Regions from separate parts of the Mus musculus genome. Here regions 1 and 2 are each linked to region 3. A link is a loop called in an ENCODE intact Hi-C map of the cell type or tissue named here. Cell type or tissue: heart. All regions are shown on one strand. Region 1 overlaps Fntb (farnesyltransferase, CAAX box, beta). Region 2 overlaps Fntb (farnesyltransferase, CAAX box, beta). Region 3 overlaps Max (Max protein).

What was found. Peaks named below come from ENCODE experiments on the same cell type or tissue, not always from the same donor. Only the 100,000 strongest peaks of a DNase experiment are listed, where the experiment ranks them.
Region 1: a loop joins it to region 3, with 2.3 times the contacts of the local background. A loop is called at or near these places in 7 of 42 quality-filtered maps.
Region 2: a loop joins it to region 3, with 2.1 times the contacts of the local background. A loop is called at or near these places in 7 of 42 quality-filtered maps.

What each region holds. Positions count from the first base shown.
Region 1 is chr12:76,886,138-76,894,137 of GRCm38, reverse strand. It overlaps Fntb (farnesyltransferase, CAAX box, beta), which reads right to left. Exons shown (of 12, transcript NM_145927.2): 5 at 6,260-6,406; 6 at 6,083-6,166. Among named protein-coding and RNA genes, the nearest start is that of Gm46358, 20 kb to the left of the region's middle. In heart, a CTCF peak has its summit at 4,557 (motif pointing left); no DNase peak of the experiment used is centred here; H3K27ac peaks cover 629 bases.
Region 2 is chr12:76,875,294-76,883,293 of GRCm38, reverse strand. The region is part of intron 4 of Fntb (farnesyltransferase, CAAX box, beta); the gene reads right to left. Among named protein-coding and RNA genes, the nearest start is that of Gm46357, 11 kb to the right of the region's middle. In heart, a CTCF peak has its summit at 3,820 (motif pointing right); a DNase peak (open chromatin) is centred at 3,843.
Region 3 is chr12:76,950,797-76,958,796 of GRCm38, reverse strand. It overlaps Max (Max protein), which reads left to right. Exons shown (of 4, transcript NM_001146176.1): 2 at 5,521-5,628. Among named protein-coding and RNA genes, the nearest start is that of Max, 7.5 kb to the left of the region's middle. In heart, no CTCF peak of the experiment used is centred here; DNase peaks (open chromatin) are centred at 896, 3,556 and 4,856.

The DNA of each region.
Region 1 (8,000 bases), 65 kb after region 3:
AACTGCCACAGCCACTTCCCTAACAAGGTGGCCAATGCTGCTCATACACAAGGGCCTTGCAGGGCAACTAAGCGCCCTGTGATGTGAGGAATTACCGGTGTTCTTCTAATGTGCAGAGATGCCAGAACTACGAGCTGCCTTAGTTCCCGGCTGCCCCGAGGGTCACCAAGAACAATGACCATCAGCGGACTGATACAAAGACAAAGGGGTATAAGTAAAACTCTTGCTGGGGTGGACAATTATCCCCCACTATGCTCTCTACATTTTTCCCTGGAAAATATACTGGGAGTAGAGATTCTCTACCCAACCCAGGACACTTGGAACAGCCAGCTGTGCCTGATGATGGCGAGGCGGTAGGATCAGTGCTGGCCTGGAGCTTGCCAAACCCAGGAAGCCCAGTCAAGAAGCAGGCGTGGTAACCAAGAGTACAGGACTGCTACCTCTTGGTCCCAGGCTGGGCAGTACAGCACAAGGTGGCTCTATCAGGCCCACCAGGCATGGGTAGGCGTGCACGTGACCTATGGCAGTACCCCAAGACGAGGAAGTAAGTTGGCTCATGGACAATGACTGTGGACACAGTGAGCTAAATAAGGCCGCGCCTCCCACATGCACTGCTGCATCCAACATTGCTCTTTGGAAGAAACTACTTATAAAAGCAAGGGGATCAAAGTCAGACACGCCTTTAACCCCAGCACTCTGGGAGGCGGAGGCAGGCTCGAGGCCAGCCTGCTCTACAGCGTGAGTTCCAGGAGAGCCACGGCTACAGAGAGAACCCTGTCTCAAACAAACAAAGCAATGGGATCTTCTGAATCTCACTAAGAGTTTTAAAAAATATTTCCCTAGCCACTAAATCCTAAAACCTATTCTCACTTGCTTGGAATAGCTGCCGGTGGTAGGCATTTGGAGCTCCTGTCCCCACTTTGTGAAAAAAGTTCCTTTTCACAATGTTACAGGATACAATGTTAACCTCTAGACGCTCTACATTTCACAATGTTACAGGATACAATGTTAACCTCTAGACGCTCTACATTTCACAATGTTACAGGATACAATGTTAACCTCTAGACGCTCTACATTTCACAATGTTACAGGATACAATGTTAACCTCTAGACGCTCTACAGATTTGGAAAAGCACCTAAAAGAACAGAGAAACAGAAGGTAAAGAGTGTATCCTGGGTGTGGGGGTATCTCCCTCTGTTACTGGCAAGGGCGACCCCTAAAGTTCCACTACACAGGCTATATTGCTATTGGCTCCATAATAATGGTACGTGACTCAATGGTAAGATCCTATTGCTGAAATACTGTATGCTCGGCTTGCAGAACACGAAGGAATCAAGCTGGGATTGAACTAGAAGCTCACTGGCTGCTTTTCGTGGTGCCACAAAACACTATGCTGGCTGCTGAGAGAAAACTGTCACCAACAGGCCGGCTTGGCTGTGCACTCTGTGTTAATGTCATGAACATAACAGGCACAATGTGCCTGCTGGTGAAGCAATGGCACATCTGTTTTGGGTACAACCAACAACTTGTCAATGGAGGGAAACTATGTATGGTATTGTAAAACAGGGCAAAAAACCCTGTGCAGGCAGGAAGGCTACTGCTACTGTTTTGTTAGATAGTGTATCATTACCTGTTAGCAGTTTACCTCCTACACATTTGTCTAAACAAGTTACCTGAGAGACTCATAATTGGTCAAATTGTTGAAAACATCTTGCTGTGCTCTGTTTTTGTTTTTTCCAGACAGGGTCTCTCTGTATAGCCCTGGCTGTCCTGGAACTCACTTTGTAGATCAGGCTGGCCTTGAACTCATAAATCCACCTGCCTCTGCCTCCCCAGTGCTGGGATTAAAGGCGTGCGCCACCACTGGCCGGCCTTGCTGTGCTCTGTATTGCTGCTAAGATACAGCGACCCAGTGCTCAGCAAATAACTATCCATCCATATAATTCCAGGGTTCAGGAATCACTGCAGAAGAGAATATAAGAATACAAAACTCAGGAGAAGGGGTGGAGTGTTGTGGAATTCTGTCTTCCTAGGCACGACATGACTGTTGCCATCTTGAAATCTTGATTACCTACGTGACACTCAGAAAGGGGAGAGGAGGGTGTTTAGCTCTTCAGCAAGACTCCAGCCTCTCACTCCTTCCTGCCCGATTCTGCTACCTGTGGCTTTAGAGAACACAGGATGTACAAGATTGGCTGGGGACAGGAACTCCAACCGCGCAGCTTTTGTGACCATCACACGCCTGGTGATGCAGCTGCCCATGTCTCCCATATTCTCTGAACAACTCCAGCGCATTTGATGGTTCACCAAGCAGGACCTGCATGAAATTTTCTTTGACCTCTTGATGTCCTCTCTATCTGAGATGGACAGAAATAGACTCCCAAGAAAAGTCAGACAACAGACACCCAAACCACAAGTCCCAGATCACACACAGAGCTGGAGAGGGAACCAGGTACAACTTTCTATGTGGCTTCTTTCTGTCCCCATACCCAGCACCATGGCTCTCAGGCTTGTCTGCTTTGATCTTCTCTTTACCACTGTCACCCAAACCCAAGCCATTGTCATCCAACTGGATCAACCTTCTGTTTGCCCCCTCCTCCTTCCAGTCCAGAAACCAGAGGACATGTCTGGAACACCACAATTGATTCACTGCAACCAGAGAACTAGGAGAGTACAGGTCAGCTCATATCACTGCCTACTTAAAATCCGTATGAATTTATTTGCCAGCCTCTGTAATGAGAGCTCAGAGCCTCCTCAATCGGTCCCCAGCCTGTCCCAGCTCATTGTTCCCTGGCTCCCACAGGCCTCCTACAGCTCAGTAGCTGTCAGCTAACTGCTCATCCTTGAACACATCCTGCTCTGTCACTTGTCTCTCCTCTCTCCCCAGAGAACACTACAAATGTCATAGTTAATTCACGAATAAATGAATAAATGAAATTGAATAAATAATGGCCCCCTTTTTGTTTGTTTTTCCAGTACTAGGGATTGAATCCGGTGTCCTAGATAAACGAGTAAATGCTCTAAGTTAGAGCTGCGTGTCAAACTTCCATTTTGCGTTTTACTTTGAGACAGGATCTCACGGTTGCTAGGCTGGCCTTTAATTTATAATCCTGCTCAGTCTTCTGAGTGGACGGCTAAGGTTACAGGCCAGGTCCAGTGGACAGTGGCTCCTACCTTCGCTGTTCATCGCTGGTGTCTGAGGTACCCAGAAGCTATCAACACCTGAGTAAGGCACTCTTAGGAGCTACCAGGAGTTGTTGTAGGCCCCCAGGATCGAGAGCCCATCTCTGTCTGATCAGGCACCAGAATAGGCTGCTCTCAAAGTGATAAACTGTCTCTGGCTTTGACTTTCTCTCCTCAGCACTGGGCTGCTGCTTCTAGGCAAAGGAAAAACAGAAATGCGGAGTGAAAAACTACGGAAGTCATGTTCTAGCAGCCAGACACAATGGGAAGACTGTCGTGCAAATGACAACTGTAGGCTCGTTGGCAGATCTGTCCCAGGACCACAGCAGGGGAGGAGGATGGCCTGGTGCCCCTTAATGGAACACACACAGAACTGACTGGAGACGTTTCCCTGCATTTGTCTAGCATATACGAACACGAGCACAGAGAAAGACTGCATTTGGAAACTTAGAGAATCATATCTAGAACTAGTGTGTTAAGGAAACACCACGGAGACCTTGCCATGACTTGCTTGTTTGTGCCTAGTCTCATTCAGTTTCTTTCTAATTTTTGTTGTTGTTGATGTCATTTGGTCTTTCCAGACAAGGTCTCTGTGTATCTTGGCTGGCCTGGAACTCATAAAGCTCTGTCTGCCTCTGCCTCTGCCTCTGCCTCTGCCTCTGCCTCTGCCTCTGCCTCTGGAGTGCTGGGATTAAAGGCTGTGCCACCATGTCCAGCTGTTCTGACATAGCATTTTTGTATGTAGGCCAGGAAGACCTTGAATTCACTCTCTTCCTACCTCAGCCTCTTAGATGCTGGATGTTGTGTGTGCGCTACCATGCCCAGCCTCAATTAATTAATAAAAACTAAATTCCCTTGCAAGCTGCTACAATTCTCTATCAACAGTGTAGTCTCTAAGTAAGCTTTGGCCTAAAGTCAAGACAGGTGTGGTAGTTTGAATAAAAGGGTGTGGCCTTGTTGGAGTGGGCGTGGTTTTGTTGGAGGAAGTACAACACTAGGGGCTTGAGGTCTCAGAAGCTTAAACTAAGCCCAGTGTCTCACTCTCTCTTCCTGCTGCATGCTGATCTGGATGTAGAACTCTCAGTTACTCTCCTGCACCATCTCACCCTGCACACCACCATGCTTCCTGCCGCGATGATAATGGACTACTGAAACCACTGAACTGTAAGCTTGCCCCGGTTTAATGTTTTCCTTTATAAGAGCTGATGTGGTCATAGCATCCCTTCACAGCCACAGACCTTAACCAAGAGAACAGGTAAGGACGTCTCTACACCTGGTTCAGCCAAAGCAGCCTGACAGTGAATTCGAGGACCCAGGCGACAACTGACAACATAAGCCACTCAAGAGTGTGCCCTCTCCTGGAGGGGCGCCGAAGCTGCAGGATTACAGCCTGGTACTGTGTCACTAGCTGAAACTAGATGCTATCAGAAATCCACTGAGCTTCTTCTCAAAATCTCCTTTCAGCTCCTGGTGTAGTAACTGTGCTCAGGACTTCAAAACAGACCTATATTTCCAGACCTCAGCCACTAGTGCTTCGCAGGAGGCAAACAAGGCCTATCTGGTTGGCCTAATTTCTTTGAGATTGTTTTAAAATCATCATCATCATCATCATCACCATCATCACCATCATCATCACCACCACCATCATCACCACGTGTTGATGATGGTAGGTGGGGTGTGCACCTACTACAGCACATGTGTGGAGGTCAGAGGGCAACTCCTCGTAGTCTGTTTTCTTCTACCAGGGACCAAGCCTAGGTCCTCAAGCTTATGATATAAAGTCCTTTACCTGTGAGTCAGATACCCCGCTAACCGTGCCAAAAGTGTAACACGTATGCCGAAAGCTACACAGCTAGCACGACACTGTGAAGAACTCGCTCAAGAATCCACTGTGAGGCCAGACCCTTCGAGGAGCAGGCAGATCTTTGTATGAGTTCAAGACTACCCAGGTCTACACAGTAAGTTCCAAACCATCCAAGGGATACACAGACCCTGTCACAAAACAAAACCCACACAAAAGATAGTGCTATCATCTTGATATTAAAAACTTCACCTCCTCCCAAAAATGTGTTTTTCACAGACTAAATCATATACAATCTCAATGATCCACTGCATTCAAGAAATTACTTATTTAGCAAACTCTTTATATGCCTCATTGATGCCCACAGGTCAGGAAGCTACTTGCTGGTCTAATTAGTATATCTATTTTTCCCTTTTCTTCTTTTTAATCCAGTCAGGGTCATGTAGCCCAGGCTACCCTCGAAATCACTATATAGCCAAGGATGACCTTGAACTCCTGATACCCCTGCCTTTGTTTCCCAAGAGCTGAGATGTTAATCACAGACCACCATATCTAGTCAGATACACTTCTTGAGTAAAATACGAGGTTTGAGCCAGCAGGTACCAATGGTACCCATCAGTTGGTTCAAGTCCTCTCCACTTCAATGTACTGGCCCACAAGGAACTCTGAACCCTACAAAGGAACTCTCCTGTGCCTTGAGTGTTCAGCACCCTCAGGATTTCATCAAATGCAACCAGAAGGTATTTACAGAGTTACTCTAGACTTATTTCCCCAAGAGAGGGGAAAGCTTATATTACACTACATAATTACTTATAGTAAACTATTTTACACCAAACAAATGTATTTTGTATCTCTAAATCAAACTCTTTTTTTTTTTTTTATCCAACTCGTATTCTGACATTTGCATGAAAGGAGCCGAGAGATAGTGATACCTAAGGGCATTAGTGTCATGTTAGCAATGACCATGACACAGTGCCAGGGACACGACATTTGCACGTTGGCGTACAGGACAAAGCAGCACTTTGCCGTGATTCTGAGGCTTAGCAGCTCTAAGAATAGGCACATTTCAGCAGCCATGGGTGCAACCGTCCACTCACCTTACGTCCACCTCACCTCCGACGTGCATGAGAAAAGAGCCGTCGGGTTGCTTTAGGGAGTACAAATACTGAAGGAGTTTCTCCCTGAGAAGGGGGGGAGAGGGCAGAAAGGGCAGTAGTCAGTGCCATACAGTAGCGGACCCTCGTAGTCCCCACCCCCGAGGCCCGCAGCTTCACCTGTTAATGACGTTGTAGGCTTCCTCTGTGCCGATGATGCACAGCGCATTGACGGCTGCATAAGTGGGTGCGAGGTGTGGGTACTGACCGGGGCCCCCTCCAAAGCCACCGTCTGGACTCTGACACAGCTCCAGGAACTGACACACGCTAGGTGCATGGCCAACGGGGAAAACAAAGTTAGACAGCATTAATTTCCAATCTCCAAATCCCTCTCAGATTCTAACCTTCCCTTACTCATTCCCCTATCTTCAAAGGGGTGAAAATATCCCTTTGCCACTTGACTACAACCGCCCAAAAGACTTAACTCTTCACCCCACTCCTGTCAGTTTTGTGCACACTCCTGAGTTTTCTATTTAAGCATTTGTCTTGCCAGATTGCAAACACCTTGAGGTGGGGAGGAGATCTTTGGTAGACCTGGTGCTGAGTCCCATGCTTCTTGACCAAACCTTTCTCTTAGGTTTCAGTAAACTTGTCACCTGGATCTGAAGCAGTACAGTCTCTTCTGAGGACCTTTTGATTCTGCCTCTAGCTCAGGGCTCAACTGCTGCTCTCCATGCTAGTCACAGGTCTAGATGCATTACTAGACCTCAGCAGTGAGCATACTTTCTCACCCGAGCCCTCTCCGCCAACACCCTTCTGTTCCCACCACCAGTAAGAAGCCGGTTTGAGCGCAGCCCACTCTACTGTTGGGAGGATAAAGAGCAGAAGGCTCAAGACAGCACTGCTGGGGTCAAATGTGAGATGCCAACACCCGCAGGCTCGCTTAGTTGGGTATTGGTCCCCATCTGCTGCTGCTGCTGCTGTTTGAGGAAGTAGACCCTCACAGGAAGCTAGGACTCGGGTAGACCTAGAACAAGGCCTACTTCCTGTGCACTCTCTTCTTTCTGAGTGTACATGTAAAGCCAGCTTCCTGTTCCTGCCACAATGTGTTCCCTGCCAAACAGTCCCTTTCACTTTCGCCTGTAAGCTGCCTTTTTTCTTCATTCATTTTATGTTTGCCACTCAGGCATCTTATTTATACGTATAACAACCCTAGAAAAAGGACCCCAGGATGTCCCGGCCCCGTGTGCTTTTGTCTTGTTTCTTCATGGCCCATGATGCCATCTGAGGTGACGAGTACAATGGAACTGAATTGACAGGATTGTGTGGCCGATTTTCTAGGTCTTTGACTGGCACATCAGATCTGGGCTGGTTGCCCCACACTTGTTGAACCTGCTTGTGAGTTTACAGTGATTTTCCCAGATCTGAGATCAGTGGTGATTGCTTCCCCATCACAGCCTGGAGCCAGACAGTGGCTTTGGAGTGCGGCCGGATAAAGACCCGGTGTTTGCCTCTCTTTTCAGTATTGTTGATATTTTAAGAGCATCAGCCTGGACATTCATGAGCACCATTACAGTATCAAGGAAAGACAGCAGAAAGGGCTTGAGTGGCTTTTGTTGGGGGCATTTTATCGCCGTGATGAGAAGGTAACTAAGTCGGGCACTGCTGACTCACACCAGAGGAGAGATTTCCCTCCGTGATTCTTTCCTGCTAAACGACAGAGGCTCCAGTTTCCTCACAAGGCAAACCTGTTCTGAGAGGATTTGCTGCTGGGCCCTGGCATCGGGTGCACTTTTGCTTCAGGTGAAATGGAGGGAGCCTTTACTTGCACAGGGCTTTCCAGAGTTTACAGGAAAGACCACTCCAGGAAGGACCAATTTATAGCATCTCTCCTTCCCTACATCTCCCAGATCACAGCCTT
Region 2 (8,000 bases), 76 kb after region 3:
GGTCTTCTACAAAGTGAGTTCCAGGGAAGGGGGAAGGGGGAAGGGGGAAGGGGGAAGAAGGGGGAAGAAGGGGGAAGAAGGGGGAAGAAGGGGGAAGAAGGGGGAAGGGGAGGGGAAGGGAAGGGGGAAGGGGGAAGAGGGAAGGGAAGGGGGAAGGGGAGGGGAAGGGGGAAGGGGAGGGGAAGGGAAGGGGAAGGGGAAGGGGAAGGGGAAGGGGAAGGGGAAGGGGAAGGGGAAGGGGAAGGGGAAGGGGAAGGGAAGGACGAACGAAAGCAAGCAAGCATGGTTACGAGGGCTGGCCAATTGGAATTAAGAGCAGCCCAGATAAAACATAGTAATAACTCGGGGTTATCGATAGGAAATAGATTTTAATAGCATAGAAGGTAGCCTTAGTGCTGTAAAGGTCTTTATTCCAGGAACTGAATGGTCAAAGGCCGGGTAGAAGTCCCTGAAATATTTTCTACACATATCAATGACCAGCAAAGTGGGAAACCCTCTTGCAGATGAAAGATTTTCAAACCCAAACCATGTGCACCGGAATCAACGTAGTAATAAAGCCTGGCTTTCCTGAAGATGAAGCGTCTGTGCCATTACCAGAGGCCCAGGTGACTTGGATACCCACAAATGCTGAGCACCGCCCATCTTTGCTGCACCATTAAAATTACTTCAGGGGATATTTAACAACAACAAACCCATACCTAGTACCACTTAAATGTGAATCAGTGAGGGCAGATGCAAGTTTTTAACTCTCCACATTAATCCAATGCTCACCCAAAAACCATTCCTTCTTAGGCTTACGTGTGTACAATGCCCTGTGGATCTTTGGTTTAGTTTTGTTTGTCTGTTGTTTTTGTTTTGTTTTGTTTTTTTAAGACAGGTCTTACCATGTAACTCCAGGTGGCTTGGGTCTCATTATGTAGACCAAGCTGAACTTGAACTCACAGATCAGTCTGCCTCTGCCTTCTGAGTGCTAGGATCAGTTGTGTGCACTACCATGTCCAGTTTAGTTTTGTTTTGTTTAAAGGGCCTATAGCCCAGGCTGGCCTATAACTCACTACAAAGGCCAAATTAGCCTTGAGCTTGCAGCAATCCTCCTGCTTCAGCCTCCTCAGTACTGTACTGAAACTACCATGAGCTACCACAGTCAGCAGCACATTGTTCTTCTGACAAGGAAGTCCCAGGATAACTCGATGCTGCTGGCCTGAGAACCACCTTTTGGCAAACACCTGTCTGGTCCAACAGGCAACCTTAGTGACGGGGGCAACTTAAATCTTAAGTCAAATTAATTAAAATAAAAATTTTAGCTCCTCAGTCTCACAAGCCACATTTCCAGTGCTCAGTAACTATATATTTAGCTAGTGGTGACGGTACTGGGTCACACATAAGCCACAGAATCTCCCCATTATTGTGGACATTCTATTGAATACTGCTTCTCTGACACTCAACCACTATAGAGAATATAAAACTTCTAAGAGAATCAAGTTCAAGGGAAGAGTATTTTGGCCTTAGTTTTTAAATTTCATTTATTATAGTTTGAGTGTATGATGTCCACCAGACATTTATTATAGTTTAAGCAGTACATGTGTGTATGATGTCCACCAGGTATGTGGAAGACGGAGGACATCTCTGTGCACTTGGCTCTGCCCTCCCAACTTCACAGGGGTCCCAGGGATCAGACTCAGGTCATCAGGCTTCTGGGTAAAGGCCTTTACTGGCTGAGCCACCGCACTGACCCTATTGTTGGTCTCCTTGCATTTCTTGTAATGGTTAGGCTAACCTAGACTCAGAACAAAACTGTCGCCAGTGGGGATGATGAAGGATCCAAAACTATGTAATTAATGTCAAACAAGCAGGAAATAAATCAGAGCCCAGTGAGAGTAAAACAAATGAAGTAGGTACAACTAGCAAATAGCATGCTGGGGTCAGTGCTGGGGGAAGGGAATCGTCTAAATACCAGCTCAGACAGGACTGGGCACACAGTAGAGGAGGGCCTGGTGCCTAGGGCTGTGAGATACGGATAGTTCAATAGTATTCCCATTCAAGGTGGCAACACAGCATTGCGAAGAACTGCACCTGGCTCTAGCCTCATTTTTTCCAACTAAGAAAATTCAGATTATACTTGTAAAAATAGCTAAATATTTAAAAAAAAAATACTAAAGTGGGAATGGGAGCAAACTATTAAAAGGATTAAAATTATGGCAAACACAGCGAGGAAGACACCCAGCTGCTTTCTTCCTAGTTCAAACTCTAGTAAATAACAAATAGTGAGACTTGTCTATAGTAAGAACAGCTTAGATTAGACTTTAAAAATATTTCTGGGGCTGGAGAGATGGCTGCGCAGTTAAGAGTACAGACTGTTCTACTAGAGGACCCCGGTTCAACTCCCAGCACCCACATGGCAGCTCACAACTCTCGGTAACTCCAGTTCCAGAGGCTCTGGTGCTCACACAGACATGCAAGCAGAACACCAATGCACATAAGAATAAATAAATTTTAAAAAAATTTCTGGTCTTGGGATGTGTGGCTTGGTGGTAGATTTTTGCCCAGCAAGCACAAAAGCCTGGGTATAATTTCCAACACACAACAACAACAACAACCAATAAAGCAAAATAAAACGTGAGCACCAGAACAGGTTACCACAGAGACTTCAGGCCCAGACCAAGTTCCAAGGACGACGGCAGTTTGGGAGGGAATACAGTCAGCCATGAGCTGACTTACTTAGGAGGAGCTGCTGGGCGGATGCTGGCTTCTTCCAGTAATACTTCCTCCAGAGCTTAGTCTACAAAGCAGCGATAGCTCAGTGTAACACAGGGCTACTGCCTCAACCAGGTGGAGCCCAACAACGACCAGAGGCCAGAGCTACCCACCGTCTTTGCTAAACCCATCCAGACAGCAGCTGTTTGGAAAGCACAGTCAAGTTTCAAGTGTGTTATGCAGAGCAGGGTTTCTCCCCATTGGCACGACTGTCATGGTCAGTTTCCTGTTTTGAGATTTACCCCATAGCCTCCTTGGCCTGTGCCCACTAGATGCCAACAGAACCTGGCCCAGAAAAGTACCCAGAATATTGGGTATGATGTCACCACTGAAAGGTAAGGAGTCATATGACCTATACTTTAATTTTAATTTTAAAGGAGGGGCTGGGGTTGCAGCTCACATGGTAGAGTGCTTGCTTAGCATAGGAAGTTTCCCTATGCTAAACTCACCGGCACATTAAAATGACATGGTGGCACACGCCTGTAATCCTCCCATTTCAAAGGTAAAGGGAGATGGATCAGAAGTTCAGGTCATTCTTGCATAACAGTGTCTCTGGTAGCCCAGGATGGCCTCAGACTTATGTAGCCAAGGATAACCTTAAATTTCTGATCCTTTTGCATCCATCTCCTCAGGTCTGGGATTACAGACATGCACCACCACACCCAGTTTATGCGACACTGGGGACTGAACCTAAGGCTTTCTGCATGTTAGGCAAGCACTCTATCATAGAACTACATCCCGGACTTAAAAGCCCCGTTTCAACCGTACACCGGGCTCCCTGTGGTTCTCACTTTGCTCTGTGAAGGGGGTGGGGGAAAGGTTAGTAGCTGAGCATGGGAATCACATTAAAGAAGTTTCCTTCAATGCTAAGCCAAGCAGGTGTCCACTCCAAAACTCACTCATTCGTTTTATGTGAGCACACATATAATTTTATGCATAATCTCTTAGGAGATTCCCTACCTCTGACTTAATTATCCTTGAAACAGTTGACACCTGCAATACTAAAGGCCTGGCCTTGCTGGCCTCCTCAGCCATCGCAGAAAGTCAACCAACGGTGATTCTGTCCACTAGAGGGACCCCGACTTGTTCCCTAAACAAATAAGCTGGAGAGAGAACAGACTGGGGAAAGGAGACAAACCTCTGTGCATATGCAGCTGTGTGTGGCACAGGGACAAGGGCAGCAAAAGCAAAGCCCCCGAGCTGGAGCTGGAACCCCACCTGCAAGGTCACCTGGGTATTTGTAGGAGGGCAAACAGACCAACCACATTTGAAAGTGGTCCCTTTCCTTGTGTAAGAAAAACGAAAAAGAGCTGCAAATCTGAGGACTAAGAGACACGGAGGGGTGAGGGAGGAAAGGGAATGGCAAATGGTGTAATTATGTTTTAATTTTAAAACTTAAGAATTATTTCAAAAAAATAAAAATTTTAAATTAAAAAAAAAAAAACAACAACAACAAACCACACGGATCTAGGTTTTCAAGTGCAAGTTCTCATAGTGTATGGACTCTGACTGTCACTTCTCTTGAGGTCTTGGTTGTGACCCTTGCCCTTTAGTGGCTAATCTATCTCTCCAGCCCTGATTTTTATTTTTCTAAAAATAACTTTTGTAAATGCATATGTTAAGTACATGTCTTTGATCTCAGCACTTGGGGGGATAGAGGAGGTGGATCTAGCTCTATGAGTTCGAGGCCAGCTTGCTCTATAGAGTGAGCTCCAGGGTAGCTGGAGAGACCCTGTCTACAAACAAACAAATAAATAAATATCTTTCAAAATGTAGGGAATCGACATTTGAGTATAATAATGAATAAAAGGATAAACCTAAAAATAAAATAAATAAATGAAAGGGCATTATCCTAGCTCAGATCGTCTGAAAAACAATCATTACATTTTTAAAAAAACCGGTAAGATTTCTCTGGATCTAATAAAAATAGTCATTTCCTTCCAGTCAGTGCTACCAGGCTCTGTTCCCAATAAGCATTAGCTGGGCCATCAATTAATTGCTGCTTAGGACAAAACAAAATAAAGCATCACTACAGGAAAGCCTTGAGCCATTTAAAAGTTCACTAAACTGGGGCCATCAAGAAAGTTCAGGGTGGAGGCTGGAGAGATGGCTCAGTGGTTAAGAGCACTGACTGTTCTTCTGAAGGTCCTGAGTTCAAATCCCAGAAACCACATGGTGGCTTGAAACCACTCGTGATGAGATCTGATGCCCTCTTCTGGGGTGTCTGAAGACAGCTACAGTGTACTTATATATAACAAATAAATCTTAAAAAAAAAAAAAAAGAAAGAGAGAAAGAGAGAAAGAGAGAAAGAGAGAAAGAGAGAAAGAGAGAAAGAGAGAAAGAGAGAAAGAGAGAAAGAGAGAAAGAGAGAAAGAGAGAAAGAGAGAAAGAGAGAAAGAGAGAAAGAGAGAAAGAAAGAAAATAAGTTCAGGATGGAAAAGCACTTGTCACATAGACTGACAGTGAAAAGCTGGATATAAGGATTCAAATCCATGAACCCAGCACTCGTGCATGGAGCTGGGGGGTGGACACAGAGCCGCCCCGGAGTTCCTGGGCCAACCAGCCTAAGTATGCTGAGCCTCAGAAGCAAGAAGCAGACCCTGCCTGAGCGCCTGAACAATTACCAAACCTTGTCTCCTGGCTTCCACATGGGCACTGTGGTACATGCATGCCCACCAGTGATCTACACACTCATGTACTCATCATACAAATGAGAGGGTAAGAGCACTTGCTGTGAGAAGTGTGGGCACACACGCATCTCTCTGTCTCTGTCTTTCTCTCTGTCTCTGTCTGCCTCCCTCCCACTCTCTCTCTCTCTCTCTTTCACACACACACACACACACACACACACACACACACACACTCCTTCATTAAATTAAGATGTGGTATACAGCCTAATAGTAGGCTTACCCAACATGCATAAAGCCCTAGATTCACTCTCATACTGAAAAACAGAAACTAGACTTTAAAGTTCATTAAAGTAAGCCAGGTATGGTGACTTACACCTGAAATCCCAGCACTCAGAAAGTGAAGCAGGAGGACGCCATGAGTTTGAAGCTAGCCTGGGCTACATAGTGAATTTCTGTCTACAAAGTGAGATCTGTCTCTAAAACTGTTAATACACTAAAAAAATAAAGATAAGGTTTATTAAATCAATGCTCAGAAGAACCATGAATTAAATACTTTCAAGGCAGTTGTAAAATAAACTCTTAGCCATTGATTATTAAAATGGTTCTTGAAATTGAGACAAATTGACTATTTTCAAAATATCCACTTTTGAAGTAGAAGGAACAATAAGGTCTCACTATATAGCTTTGGCTAGCCTTGAACTCCCTATGTAGACCAGGCTGGCATCGAACGCAGAGATCCACTTAGCTGATTAAAGGCGTGCACCCCCATGCCCAGCTACTTTAAGTAAGATTTAAAGCATCCCTTGGCACTGATGCTGTTCACTGTGACAAGGTCTTTAAAGAGGCCTCTCCTCCCATCTGGAGCTCTCCTTCCACCCTGTGTGTCCCGGGTCACACTCAGGCCTTTGTACTTCAAGGCAGGTGCCTGCGGAGCCATCTCACGGCCCCTCTTCCTATCTAATACTGACACAAAAGCAGCTAACACTGACTTTCTCAGAGAAGTGGCCCTGAAAAAGGACCTTCTGTGCAACCTAGAAAAACAAAGGAAGCTGCTGGTGACGGGCTCCCACTGCAGGAGCCGCCATCTTGTCTCTGTACCCAACGCGGTCTGTGTCATCTCTCAGGCCTCCACGGGTCTCTCACAAACTCCTCCTTCCCATCCCTTCTCTAATACGCATCCCTCCTATTCTAGCATACATCCTGACAGTGCGGGCGTTGGGTGGGGGGCTTCCCAAAGAACCCCCCAGCCCCCAACTGGTATTTCAAATACACCCTGGCCTTTATTTTGACAATTAAATTCCTGTGACTGCAGAAACTGAGTCCAACTCCACTTCCAGAGCTGGAAGCAAGCAAGCTTGTTGCAATGTCTGGATTATAAAAACAAGACATATTTTCCCTCTGTCACAGAAATATGAATTCTAAGGGTTAATGGCTTAATTCTTTATTATCTCCTCCATCCACATTCATCACAAGACATCCTTCCCAGGGAGGCGAGAATGAGAGGTTATTGTTAAAAGAGAATGAATGAGACAATGTAAGTTCTGTTCTTCTGACCTGACAATGTGACCAAGGCAGGGGCTCTGGGACTAGGGAGGGCTCCAGCGAGCCTCCACGAGTCTTGGCACAGCTGCTACCTTCTGCTGTGGGAAAACCAAACCTGGCTCAGGACACTTGCTTCCCAAACTCCTTGCCCTCCAGAGTACAAGGGAGTGGGGGCACACAGCCCAGAAGACACGCTCTCAGTAAACCCCTTAGATTCAGTTCCTGGCCGTCCTTTCCTAGGTCTGGTATTTTCAAGGTTGGGGGCAGGGTCAGTTTTTGTGTTTGTTTTTCTTAAAATACGACCCGTGATGAGCACGAGGTGCCACTTTACAAGCTGCACCTGCACCAGCAGTGTGGGGCACCGCTACGTTGCTCACATGTCTTGTCATCAATCAGAGGTCAATGAGACTGTGAGTCTCACACGGCACTGGTACCCAAGACAGTTACCCACCTAGTCCTGTGGAGAGCTGGCCTGTTCCCAGCCTTTACACCTCCATGGAGGTGTGTAAGGAAGGTAAGAGTGTTTTGATTCACAGTAGTACATGCTTTCCGTGGCGTTTCGTCATAACTGTCAGGCATGATGGTGAGGACTTCTTCTCAAAGGTCAAAGCCAGAGTACATGGGAGGCTGAGGCAGGAGGATCACTGTGAGTTGGAGGCCAGCTTGGTCTATAGAGTGAGTTCAAAGCAGCTACACACAGAGACTTTCCTTATCTGAGTAAATGGGGGTTTTTGTTTGGTTGGTTTTGGTGGGTTTTTTTGTTTGTTTGTTTTTACTGTTGTTTTGTTGGAGACAAGGTTTCTCCATGTAGCCCTGGCTGTATGTAGACCAGGCTGTCCTTCAGCTCACAGACATCTGCCTCCCAAGAGCTGGGATTAAAGGCCTGGACCGACACCACCTTGTCTTTAAAAAAATAAAATAAAATAAAAATAGAGGGGGAAGGTGGAGAGGGAGAGGAAAAGAGGGAGGGAGTAGAAGAGAGGGAGGGAGAGAAAGACGGAATGAAGAAAAAACATCCCAGACCTCCTCTGGAAGTTGAAAGAGTTGCTCTACCCACCAGTTTAGAGCAGAGC
Region 3 (8,000 bases):
TTGAAGACTCATCCTTGAGCTGGAATTAGGTTTGCCTTTCAGTGAGCGATGCTTTCTTACTCTATGATATGATAAGCAGTTCCTGCAGGCTTTCTGCTTTTGAAAGCATCCACTTGGGTGGTGATGCACATTTATTGTTTCCACTCCCATGAGACTGGTTCTACTTTGTCTAGATGTTTTAACTTTTTTTTGTCATTGTTGTTAAGGTGCTTTGGGTTTTTCCTTTCACTTTGGGACATAGACAGTGAAATTTTTGTTGTTGCTGGAGGTTGAACCTTTGAGACCCTTTGTTTTCATTTAGTATGTTTATTTATTGAGATTTTTCTGGTAGCAGTTTATCATAGCATAGACAGACAAAGCAGGTATATTATAGATGGTGCATTGTCCAACTGTCACAGACGGGCTGGGAACATGTACTCCTCCATTATCCCTGTGAATACATCCATTTGCTTTTTAAAATTTAGTATAAATAATACAATTTTTTTTCTAAAATATGGGAAGCTATTAGATTTTATCTTTGGAAAACCATTTAAGAAATGTGGACTGTGAACGACCACATGTTTAGGACTACGGGAAAACTTTTAAGAAGTTATTTGGAACCCAAGTGTGGAAGCTCACGCTTGTAATCCCAGCACTCAGGATAACTGAGACAGGAGGATTACCATGAGTTCGAACTGAGCGATAGTCTCTCTGTCTCTCTCTGTCTCTCTCTCTGTCTCTCTCTCTCTCTCTCTCACACACACACACACGTTATTTGGAAAATGTTCTGTGGGTCCTAACATGAAAAGATGATCATAGTTCCTACGGTCAGTACAATATCTTACTTGTGAAGAGTGCAGGCCATTCAGATCAGTATGGGAGGGAGGCAGTGGAAAGTGAAACTGATCTGCCGAGTGCTGCACACGAGTGCTGCACACGGAAGCAGTCTCCAGTGAGCAGCAAACTGTTAGAGGAAGTCACCCTGAACACTGGTTACTAAACTTAATAATTGCAGAATCTCACTAGTACTTTTTGGGGGGTGGAGTGGGGGAGTAAGTTGTATTTTAAAACTAAGTTTCTGAGGCAGTTACTTTATGCAAGGGGTTCCTTTTGCTTTATTTCTGTTTGGATAATTTCTCTGGGAAAGAGTGAAAGTGTATGTGAAATGTAGGATTCCTGAGCTGGTCAAGAAACCCGAGGCCTTTCTCTATGTACTGTCCTTTGCCGCGTCTGCTGAATCCAACATGTTGCACCTGCTCTGCTGGCTGGAGGTGTAAAGTAGGGTTGCACTCTTCCACTTCTAGTTCTTTCTGGTTTACAGTATTTTTAACTCCTCAGCTTTTTGCTTCTTTGGAGATTGAAGTGTATTTGGGAGGAAGGGAGTTTGACCACTCTGGAGGTTCAGGAAACTTGTGACAGAAGTGCTGCAAGGGCTGTAGTGCTTGTAGTGCTTCTGCTCAGCGCTTGCTCTGATGATGTAAAAGCCGCGTTCCTCCCTGCGCGTGTTGTGAGAGAGAAGACGGTGCTAAGTTTTTAAGGGTTGTGTGTTGCTTTGTCAAAAGGCTGACAGAATAAAAGAGTTGATCTAGGAACCCTATTTGATCTCTTTTGGGGACAAGGGAGGGTTATGACAGGGTTTTGCTATGTAGCCTGGCCTCCCCCTCTCCCTGCAGGAATTCTCCTGCCTCAGCCTCCTGTGGGGCTTACAGGTGTTATGTTATCAGGCCTGCCTTCCGTGTCCTAACCAAGAATTCCTTCCGCTAAACAGCTAGTGTAATGGCACGTGTGGGTTGTAGTGTTCCCAGGTTCTTTTAGACTCCAAAAGATGGTAGAAACCTCAAAAGCAAATATATTGACAGAAATGTGTATCAGCTGTAGGCTTCAAACAGAAGAGCTAGGAACCTGGAGTTAATATCTGCCTACTAAAGACACTAGTGAGATTATCTCATCTCAGGTGCCTGTTGTTTCATGTTGCAATTTTTAGGTTACTTTTGAGTTGCTTAGGAATTGTTTTATTTAATTCACCAAACAGAAGTAATACGTGTACTGCGTGAGAGTTCGGAGCCTTTGTATTCAGCAGTCTTAGTGTTTTAGTGAAGCTTGCTGGATAGTCCTGTGACTCTGTTGTCTAAAGAGACACCATTACATTTCTCAAAATAAATATACTAAATAGCCACTAAGGACGACACACGTTCTCTCCACATTGGCATTGAGAAGATTCCCCCTATATGGTAGAACAGTTAGGTGCCAGGCAGCTTGGAAGAAATGGCATTCTGGAAAAATCTTGTACATCTTTACAGTAAGGTGTTTCTTTCTCCATGCTAGGCCTCGCAGGAAGTTGGGTTGCTGATTGGTGAGATGAGTAAATGGAGATGCATTTTCTGTGCAGTAAGTTGAAAGGAAATACTCTGGAGAGAGTGCCTCGATTCTGAACGGGTCTCCTTAGCTTCGTGTCCTGTCAGTTTAGCGACTAAGCTTGCTTTCAACATTGAGCTGCACTAAGATACACATGCTTGTTAGTGTGAGAGGTGGACAAATTATAGGTGACGGGTTTGCTGCTGTCTGCCAGCGTGGAAAAGTTTGGTGGAACTACAGCTGAGACTGAGTAAAAGCCTTGGCCTAGACATCAAAGCTGGAAGCAATTTGGTACTGTAGTTCCTGGTGAGCAGCTGTGGACCACTCTCTGGTATCACAAAGCCCCTAGTACTTCTCTTAGTCTGGGACATGCTGATGAAGAAGGGCTTTATGACAGAAACTGCAAATCCTGTGTTACAGAGCAAGCAGTGTCCAGCATCTACTCCTGAGGATGTATAGGGGAGTCATTTGGGAACCTGTGACATCGCCCAAAAAGACCTCTGTGATCTATTCCACAAGGGTACCACCGGTCCCAGTGTCAGCATGACCAGACACTTCTCGGTATAGGCAAGAGAGTGTACACTCACCTGAATTGCTTTGTTCCGCTGTTGCTGTTGATTGCTGTGCTGCTTTAAAAAGACAGCTCCTGGGAGGATCTCCAGCACCTTCCGCCGAGGATCTTTACCTGGTTTTTCTTTCCTCAGTTCTGAAAGCTTGGCCTTTTGGGAAAGAGCTGTCAGCAAGAGAAGATGGCTAACAAGACAGTATAATAGCCTTCCCATTGGCCCATCACACAAAGCTAGGGGGTATCTGCTTCATCTTCAGCATAGAAATACTTTGCAGAGAGAACCCTCAGCCTTGTGTGAAGGTGTGTCAAGTTTTCCTATGCTCTGTAAGCACTGGAAATGTCACTTAATTCAGAGTTGCCTGGAATTAGGCATGTGAGTTGGGCATGTTTTTCACGTGTGCTTGCAAATGAGGCCAGGGGAGGGGAAAACAAGTCCATCCTTGCGGCTCTCTGTTTAGGCAGAACAGCCGAGGGTAGGCATGGCAGGATTGCTTGCTCTAAGACTCCCCCGTTCTGCTAGTTAAATTGGGTCTGGAACCACCACAGAAATTCCATCCACTGCTTGGAGAACAACAGTCCCCAGCCCAGGCTTTCTACCAGGCAGTGGCCTGCCGCCTTTCGTAGCCGAGCCAACTTCTAACTTGGCTGGCTCCCCAGATGAGAAGCCAAGATTTCTGCTCATGGTCTACGGCCAAGTTCACTACAGTCTTCCAACCAAACGACTTGTTGTCCATCTGAGTCCTTTCAGTGCTCAGCAAACGGGAGGGGGTGGTGCATCTTGTGGGATGATTTTGTTGTTTGGTTAAACTTAGCTCCTTGCTTGCAGCACAGGCCCACAGGAAACCAAGACCAACTTAGCTCTAACTGCTTGGGATTTTTAGGGTTCTCCCAAAAAGAAAACAGACAATTAGGATTTTATTTGTATTAACAGGAGGGATTGTGGGTAACTGGGGTCACTGCTTCCGTGCACAGCTCTTAAGCTGGGAGGAGGGCCAGGAGTCAGGGTGATTTAGTAGACAGGAGTATCTTGGACTGCTGCTGAAGACCAATTGATTTGCATGTAAATAGACCATCTTGGAAATTAGAGTAAACACCAGAGGTCTAGTCCATGCCAAATGCTGGTCCTAGGTCTCTTGGGCTCCTCAGGTACGGATTGTGACAGGCCAGTTTACCTCAAGCTGTCTCACACTGCCGCTGGAGGGTGGCTGTAGTTATCTTGCCCAGTGTTGTATAATATCCTCTAACCTCAGGTACCTGGTTTTTCAAGCTTAATTGTCCTTTCAGATTCCTTTTCTATTTTCCATATAACTAGTTGAGAAAATATTTTGCTTAACAGTGAACTGAGGTTTGAGAAGGGTTAACTTTACAAGTCCTTCAGGACAGTGGCTGTAATGGGGATTTGTAGCCGATTAACAACTGTAGATAGGCACCTAGGGATCAGGAGAAAAGTGCAGACCTCAGTGAGTCACAGACTTTAGAATTTGATAGGAGAAGAATTTCAGGTCCTTTTCTTCTCATGGCTCTGTCTGATTCTGTCTGACCATCTTTTCTAGTACAAGGATTCTTTGAAAGCAGCATTTAACTTGGTTTTCTCTTGTTGCTGCATTTTCAAAATTCCTGGCGCTCTGGGCTTAGTGGCCAGGTCACTCTAATGTGTACATAGGTTCTTTAGGCTAGCCTAGCCCAGCCTGCTCTAGTCAGGGTAAAATCTCAAAGAGTGTGTGTGTCTATAATGCCTGAAGTGTAGGTGTGGTGAAGTTTTTGCTGAAATAGGTCCTTGTGTTCTGTTCAGAGGGAGATGAAGCTCCTTAGCACGGTGCCCTGCTCTCTTTCCTTTCCTGATTGGTTGGCAGTCCTGGCCCAACAGCTGACTGTTTATAATTCCAAGCAGGAAAGGTTAAAGGCTGGTTAGGTTAGGGTATTTAGAAAACTGCCAAATGGGCCTGCCCTGCTGCAGGGGCCTGAGGGACTTTACCAAGAGCATGTAGGGGTCAGAAGGTCTGCTGCCCAAGAACTGCCTTTCTGGCTCAGTCTGTGTGAGAGGAAACTGAATGTAATTGACAGTCTGTCAGCTCTGCCATAATGAGCTCAGGTGCAACTGTGTTTTCTAGAGGATTGGTGCTCTCTTGTATGACTTGATAAGAGGATATGCTAGTGACCTTTATCAGGAGGGTGTCAGCGGAGCCTCAGGATGATGGGTTTCCTGTGGACAGAAGCAGCCCACGCCCCAAGTCTCACGGTAGAGGTAACCATAGCTTATGAAGTGCCCGCTGGAGCTTCCCTTAGTAACATTCCAACCACAGACTGGCAGCTGCTCCATCGTGTAGGTTGGGGACACTCACTGGAGAGTCACTCTTTGTCCCTGAATAACTTTGATTTTCCTTGTGCATGAGCTGGAGTCATCGTGCTACTTTGGATGTTCCTGTTGCAAGCCTTGCTCACCCTTTCTCCCCTTTAACAGAGCCTAATTCTGGAGACTCCTTCCTAACTACCCACCTCACAACAAATTTTCCCAGTCCACTTGCCAGGGACAGCGCTGACTGCACACACTTCCAGGCTTGGCCGCATCCACCTGTAAAGAAGTACACTCCTGACATGCTCTTTCTTCACTCTCCTAGGCTGACAAGCGGGCTCACCATAATGCACTGGAACGAAAACGTAGGGACCACATCAAAGACAGCTTTCACAGTTTGCGGGACTCAGTCCCATCACTCCAAGGAGAGAAGGTGAGTTTATTGACAAAGCCAGTTGGCCCATCAGCAGCTTGGAACGGACTAGAACATCCCTTCTGTAAAGAAACACAGTCAGGTGGCATGGTCTCTCTCTTTTTTCTTTTCTTTTCTTTTTGATTCTTTGGAAGATCCCCACACATTCTTAATTATCTTTAGCAAAAGCAATGTCAGCTCTAATAGCTCTTGTCAGGACATCCCTTTCAGAGTTGGAGATGCTGTAGTCCATTCCTTTTTTATTTGGTAGTGCTGGGCTTGAACCCAGGGCCTTGTACATGCTAAGCAAATAAATTAGTCACTCATGACATTACTATAACTATATCCTGTACTATGTAACATGGTCCATAATTAGTTTGGGATCACTAAAGATTCTCCCAGGCCAGCAACACCCTAAACCTCTGTGGGAATTTCTCTTGTGCAGTTCAACATTAGTACTTACTTGGTGTAAATGAACACTTTGAAGCAGGTCTGTGAACTGCCTGGGCACCAGTGATTTTCAGTTCTGACACATATTCTTCCCAACATATGTAAAGAGCATTGTTAGCTGTGGACCAAAAAAGTGAGACATGTTCATATGAGAGAGAATAAAGCAGTTATTCTCATCCTTCCTGGTGGCCTTTTGAAGCTTGTATTTTCCCTGGAGAGGTAGGAGCCAGCTGTTTCTAGCTTCAAAACCCAAAAGCTTTGAGCAAAAGCCTGTGGGTTAGGGTCACTCCTTAGAATAAAGAAAAAAACATTTGTTTGCACAGTTAGTTCTACCCTTGACACAGTGTAGCAACAGGCTGCTTTTTGTAGCCCCCTGGGTCAGCTTGTTTGAAAGAGCCTCACTGTATAGTCAGACTGGCCTGAATCTGGGATTCAGCCCATCTAGCCTGTTAGCATTACACCTAGCTTAAGGAACACGATTTAATAAAACGGTGTTTACTCTAGGTATGCTTCAAATGGCTTTACTGCTTTGGTTCTCTGCTAAGTGTCCTGAATTTGCTTTGTTATCCAAGATTACGTTTTTCATGTTTATAAAAAGTTGAAAAGCTATGTTTTCTATTTTGTCTATAATGTGGCCTTCTGTGTGGTTGAAGTATGGAGTAAGTCTAAGCTTACAGGAAAACACAAATAGGCCATGTGAATGCCGTATTACAAAGCCAGAATTTTGCTGTACGTTAAGCCCACTTGGTATATACTTGATTTAATGGCCTTGAACCAAGGTACTTACCGGAATAACAGCATTCCTGAGTATAACACTGAGCACCACAGGAAATCTTTATGACTGAGAGACGCACCCTTTGTGCAAGAGATTTATCTCTGATGCATACCTGACCTGCGGACACTTGGTGCTTATTCCGTATGCTAGAGTGTCAGCATCACTTGGTGAGCTTCTGGGCTAGAGCTGCCTTCATCTAAACCTGGGGCTGGGGATGTGCTTCTCAGTGGGAGGGCTGTGACCCGCCCACTTCCAGAGCCACATGAACTCCTGGGGTAAGCCAGGCAGGCAGGCTCATCTGAGGAGTTCTGAAGAGTGAGACCACTGAAAGTGTAGCTCACGAGCCACAGCTGCAGCGCTTCCTTCCTTGGCCTCTTCCCTTGCTGTTACATTCTTCCTTAACACCTTACAGGTTTACGATACTAGGTCCTCTTGCCGCGTTTCTTTGAGGAAGTTGAAGTTTGACTTTGCTAGCTTACAGATGGGATGAGTAGTTTGTCATCCGTGGTCCTTTCACCTACTCCATTCAGCAAACATCCTTGCAGGGTCTACACACACCAGCTACTGTTCTTAACAAAAATAGATGTTTTATTTTAGCAAGGAAATAATAGAAATTAAATAATCACTAAAATTAGGAATACTGGCTAGGCATGGTGATAGCAGATACCTTTAATCATAGCAATTGGAAGGCAGGTGGATCTTTTTAGTTTAAGGCTGGTCTGGACTACATATTAAGTTCCCGAATCGCCAGGACTCTGTGTATGCTTGCATGTGCATGTGCATGCGCTATGGAGGAGATTAAGGTGGGGCGGTTGGTGGAACAGATAGATCCCATTGGCAAGATGGCCTTTGGGCAGATTTCATGGTCGTGAAGAACTATTTGTCTGGCTCTGGGCATTCAAGGCAGGAGGAAGGCCAGTTGAGGAATCTCGAACAGGCCAGAATGGATAAGGAGTGGGTGAGAGGATGATACCAGGCCCTGTATTGTAATTTCTTGTGTTTGCATGTTTGTTGAGATGGGGTTTCTTGTATCTCTGGCTGACCTGGAACCTACAGCATAGTTAAGGCTGACCTTGAATTCCTCATCTTCTGCCTCCACTTCTTAAGTGCTTGGATTTGGTTTAGTCGTTTTTTTGTTTTGTTTTGTTTTGTTTTTTTTTTTAAATTT